2 separate regions of the Homo sapiens genome follow, and region 1 is linked to region 2. Evidence: chromatin contacts called from ENCODE Hi-C or POLR2A ChIA-PET data. All regions are on one chromosome and are shown on one strand. The core of a region is the stretch at or near the end of the contact, and the rest is flanking DNA. Distances in the headings are between cores, read along the strand shown. Region 1 has its middle 54 kb from the start of MIR4453. Region 2 has its middle 18 kb from the start of MIR4453.

Region 1 (2,700 bases), core at 151-2,650, 36 kb before region 2:
TACGCCATGTGTAAGAGTTCAGTTAACACAAAGGAAAGTGTTGCAGTTGAAGAATTATTTATTTATTAACTTAAAAATACAGAGCAGTAATTGTAAGTTAGTATTACTTCATGGCCGCTTACTCCATCTGTCTGGTTTGAGCCCTCAGAAAAGGTCTTGGTAGCGCCTGCTGCGAGGGAAAGGACACAGATTTATTTTCAAGAGGCAATGCTTTCAAAAACAATGACGCTTTGTGGGCTCTCTGCAAATACAAAGTGATCCATACAGAAGAAGTTGGAGATTTATACTCCAGAAAAAAAGAGATATTACCAACTTGCATGAGCCCTTCCAAATTTCTCAGGTGGTATAAGTGTCCTATCCCCTGTCTTACTAGGCATTGATTAGAAGGACAGGCTTCCAAACAATATCCAGGGATGAAATAATAGTGATAGCGAAAACTCCCTTGAAGATGAGACTAACTGAGATTAATCGGAACTGCTGCAGCTCTGATTTTGAGGGCTTCCCAGTAAACCCACCTCTGCTCTCTGGAAGTCGATGTTTAAAGCTCTGCGGTGTCTGCCCTAGATCTTTCCAGAGAAGGGATTGCTAAGCAGGAGCAGAAAGATCACATCATTCGCACTTGAACTCAATGCGATGAGCACATTTGTTTGTCCTCATTAAGTGCGGTGTTGCAGGCGCTAACTGACGTGCAGAGGCAGCACGCTGGGGCGGGGCCAGGGAGCCAGAATCTGGTGGAGCGTCAGGGGAGCTGGGCTTTGCCGGCAGCTCTGCCCCTGCTGAGCTCTGCAGCCTTGGGAACTCCTCGGGTAACTCATCAATAAGAAGAGACATTCAGGTGGAGGTTTCCCAGTTGTGATTTCCAGAAGCCTCTGGTGTCCGAGGAAATGCCCAAGGCCACCGCAGGGGTTCAGCAGGAAGGCCATACAGGCGCAATGCCTGCAGGTCCTTACCCCCATTTCAAACAAGACATCTCTGATCGGATCCTTTATATATACTGAGTTCCAAGTAAGACTGATTAAAGATGTGAACGCCACAGGACCATCTAACTTTCACATCTTCACTTAGTAAAAGGCAAAGTAAAATGTCTGACCATCTTTCTTCATTGTGGAGCACGTAGAGTGGTTACAAGCATGGACTCTGGAGCCAGATTGCCTGGGTTCAACCCTCATCTCGTCTTCCTGGAGCTGTGTGACCCTGGGCAAGTTTCTTAACTTCTCTGTGCCTCAGTTTCCTTATCTGTAACGTGGGATAATAACAGTACTGATCTCAAAGGATTGTCATGAGGATGAAATGAGTTAATATATATGAAACCCTTAGAACAGTACCTGGCACATAAACAAGTGTTTCTTATTATTATTGGCCCAAGCTAGCAGTGAGCTTCTGGGCCAGCAGGGTTTAATAAAGCCACAAAAGGCAAGGCAGAAGAGCTCACTCATTCTGTGTAAAGGTGCTTGGGGGCATAATTGGATTTGCTGAAAGTGCCTTTTTAAACAGTGCTGTTGGTTTCTGATTCACATTTGGGAAGAAAAGCAGAACAGAAGGTGATAAATTCCTTTATGGGAGAGCTTGGCAGGAAAGGCAGATGCAACTGTAAAGTTAATTGGTGAATGGGAGGTGGAACTCCTGGGCAAAGGCAGACTGACGGCATGAGCATGTTCTCCTGCTCCCGAGCTGGTTTATGATGATTAATTCATTAGGGATTCTTTAAGGCCATTCCTGGGTGGCTGCTGGTCCTGTCTATACCCAGACAGGGATGATGTCAGAATATGGTTTATGGAGTTCTGCAGTCCTCTGGAGGATTCCAGGAGCTTATAGAGCTGTTTCCAGGCTGTTTGCCAGCACTCTGAAAACTGAATCCCACTTGAATCTTGTGTAACCCAACTTGTTTTTCTCTGGCATGATTTTTTTGTTGTTGTCTTCTGTACAAGCACCAGGGCATGAGAAGTAACCTCAAAAGTTTCTAAAGCAAAGCTCCCTTTTTCAGCTCCCCTTACTTGAGTCAGAATTCTGCTTCATTTCACAACGCTTCTCTGATGCATGAAGAGCATAGACTGAGATAACACACCAGGGATATACTGAGTTTAAGATACAGAATGAAAGATCGTAAAATATATCATTATTTTTTGTATCACTAAGAAAGGGAACAGATACCTGCTAATTAAACTCTAACATAAGCTTTTTTTCTTTATAATCAGTTTGAAAATGCTCCTTCAGACTTTAAACAGATTATTTTTAGATTGCATATCACTCTTGTGCATATGTTAACAGGAAAATATAAGGCCAGGGTATTCCTGAAATTCCTACACTTTGACATTGTGTAGAAAGTCAATGTCAAATCGTAGTATACACTTTCTGAAGACATTGCCAGCGGCCTAGGAGCTCACATGGGTGGTAACAACCAGGCACACATCTCAATTAAAATGCCCTATGAAGAGCTACAATAGGCTCGTGCTCCTGTGAGCAATGGCAGCTCCTTGACTATCACCAGGCCAGCAGCAACTGCAAGATGCATCCCAATTTGAGGAACATTTATGTGTGAAAAACTGTGCATCTTAGAATGCATGAAATTGGTGATAAAGATTTATAGTTGTTTCTTAAAGAGGATGGGTTTACCTCTCAGGAAACTTTTCAAGAGTTATTTTTTTAAAAAACTCACCCTCATCCTATTAGCGAGAAGGTACATAGTGAACTTTGGCCTTT
Region 2 (2,700 bases), core at 10-2,509:
AATAAATCAGATGAAGTCCCTGGCCTATATTCTAGTGGAAGTGGAGAGACAGATAAGAAAATAAATATAAATATTGGCTAGGCGCGGTGGCTCACGCCTATAATCCCAGCTCTTTGGGAGGCCAAGGCAAGTGGATTACTTGAGGTCAGGAGTTTGAGACCAGCCTGGGCAACATGGTGAAACCTTGTCTCTACCACAAATACAAAAAATTAGCCAGGCATGGTGGTGCGCACCTGTGGTTCCAGCTACTCAGGAGGCTGAGGTGGGAGGATTGCTTGAGCTCAGGAAGCAGATGTTGCAGTGAGCCAAGATCACACCACTGCACTGCGCTCCAGCCTGGGCAACAGCGCCAGACCCTGTCTCAGAAAAAAAAAAAAAAAAAAAGAGAGAAAGAAAGACAAAGAAAAGAAATAGAAATATAATAGAATGACAGGTAGAAGTAAAAGAAAGCAGCTGAAGAGGACGGGCAATGATGAGGAAAGGTGATGAAGCTATTTTAGACAGGAAGTCATTGGAACATGTATAGCTGACAGCCATCAGTGCCCTGCCCACATCCCCCAGGTCCTTTGGGATGATCTAGTATAAGCCAGTGTTACTGGAAGCATCTGTGACTCTCTGCCTGTGGCCCAAGGGCTTCTTTCTGTCTCTGTGGCAGGTCCATGCTGGGGGAACAGCTCTTACCCAAGGGCAAATGGGAGTTGAAAGACAAACACCCCAGCTTTCCTGCCCCCCGCTGGGTGGGAAAATTTTGATGTGTATTCCACATCTCCCAGAGGTTTTTGGTGGGACTGAGCCCCAATTGTTCTCAGTGGGTAACTTGGCGATTAAATATTCTGCTGGCCTCTTTCCTTTGCTGGCTCAAGTCTTCACTACTCTACTAGTTCTTCCTGGTACATTTTACACTTCAAACATACCACTTGTACTCAAATCCTTAGTTTTGGAGGAACCTAGCCTAAGTCAGGAAGTCTTAGGAATGGCCCAAGGCAGAAGACCCTCAGAATGAGATTCTAGCATTGGGTCACTTGCTGGCCAACAAAGAGCAGGTCAACAAAAACCCCATCACTGTTAGTAAGTGGGGCAGTGATGATCTCTGGAGTGCTATAGCATCACTATTACTAAGAGTCTTGCCTGTGATTAACTGCGGTAGTGTGTAGGTGGCGGGGAAATGCACTGGCTGATAGAGTAGCTCTTGAACTGAAAGATACAGGGACAATGATAATTATGAGAACTGTGGAGCTGGTTGCTTGTTGTTAACTGCTAGAGAAGCCACAAAGGAAGGAAATAGCAGGCTCAGGTGAGGTAATCATTGACTTAGAGCATGGGTTAAAAGCCAGAAATCTTTCATGGCATCATTTAAAGGGAGTCTCATCTGTAGACAGAGGGTAGAATGAGCTGAAGAATAAGACCCCAAGTTTGATCTTAAATACAACAGAGCTAAAAAGGAGACTGAGTTCACAGCCCACCAGCTTTCTTTCTTTCTCTTTCTTTTCTTCTTTCTTTCCTTCTTTCTTTCTTTTTCTTTCTTTCTCTTTCTTTCTTTCTTTCTCTCTCTCTCTCTCGCTCTCTTTCTTTCTCTTTCTTTCTTTCTTTCTTTCTTTCTTTCTTTCTTTCTTTCTTTCTTTCTTTTTTTTCAGGGTCTCACTTTGCCACCTAGGCTGGAGAGCAGTGGTGCGAACATGCCTCACTGCAGCCTCAACCTCCTGGGCTCAAGTGATCTATCTACTCTCACCTCAGGCCTCCAAGTAGCTGGGACTATAGGCATGCACCACCATGCTCAGCTGATTTTTTTTTTTTTTCATAGAGACGAGGTTTCACCATGTTTCCCAAGCTAGTCTCCAACTCCTGGCTCAAGCAGTCCACCCACCTCAGCCTCCTAAAGTGTTTGGATTACAGGTATGAGCCACTGTGCCCAGCCCCCAAATTTCTAATGCTAAAGCAAGGGACCTGAAAAAGGAGAGGGGCCCTGAGAGTTCCGATGGAGATATTTGGGTAGATGGGCTCAAGGACCTTAAAACCCCAGATTCCTCTTAAAACTGAGAGTGAGAATACTCTGGAGCCTTTCTCCTTGCTAGGAGAAATCAGACTTCTGGTGCTCGGAGACTATGCCAAGGCCTCACGTAGCAAGGGCAAATGCCTTGCAGGATGATGCTTGTCTCTAAGATCCATCCCTACCTCTCTTCATTTCTTCTAGACCAATAATGAGAAATCTTATTATGAGCCAAGCGAGGAAATACTGTTATGTGAAGAAAGGGGTTATTCACCAAAAGCACTGCAAAACCTGGCAAATAGGTACTAGCAGGAAGTGGGAGAACTCTCCTGGAAATGAATCTTAAAGGTGCCAAATCAGGGAGGGCAGAATATAAGACTGAATAGTGGACAGTTTGTTAATACAGGTGTATTATTCAGTGACACGGGACTCACTATCCTGGTAGAATGCCCAGAACTGTACCTAATACATTGCAGAAACAGCTCCTTGAAACTTGAAAATAATGATCAGATGGAGATGCTGGAACTTCTTAGAAGAGAGATGAAGAAGAGGTCAGCAAGTTCAAAGAGATTAGAAGTAAGAATGCATTTTTTTTTTTTGAGACACGGTTTCACTCTGTCACCCAGGCTGGAGTGCAGTGGCACAATCTCAGCTCACTGCAGTCTTGACTTGCTGGGCTCAAGCGATCCTCCCACCTCAGCCCTCTGAGCAGT

The links. Hi-C counts contacts between places; a loop is a spot of excess contacts on that map. ChIA-PET counts read pairs that join two places held with the same protein, here RNA polymerase II (POLR2A). Pooled maps may share reads with other maps.
Region 1: a map of B cell shows a loop between it and region 2 (2.2-fold over the local background). The contact joins two enhancer-like sites. A Hi-C loop is called at or near these places in 2 of 168 maps with a recorded cell type or tissue (B cell and left ventricle myocardium inferior), 10 of 37 single-sample maps with no recorded cell type and 9 of 50 pooled maps. POLR2A ChIA-PET finds 5 or more read pairs at or near these places in 9 of 52 experiments (CD4-positive, alpha-beta T cell, CD4-positive, alpha-beta memory T cell, GM12878 and 6 more).

Annotation. Positions count from the first base shown.
Region 1 is chr4:152,589,552-152,592,251 of GRCh38, reverse strand. No RefSeq gene overlaps it. Among named protein-coding and RNA genes, the nearest start is that of MIR4453, 54 kb to the right of the region's middle. Within about 2 kb of position 1,400, at least 3 of the 41 ENCODE cell types and tissues checked have a DNase peak (open chromatin) inside an H3K27ac peak, as active enhancers do.
Region 2 is chr4:152,552,915-152,555,614 of GRCh38, reverse strand. No RefSeq gene overlaps it. Among named protein-coding and RNA genes, the nearest start is that of MIR4453, 18 kb to the right of the region's middle. RefSeq lists an enhancer at 821-970. Within about 2 kb of position 1,259, at least 5 of the 41 ENCODE cell types and tissues checked have a DNase peak (open chromatin) inside an H3K27ac peak, as active enhancers do.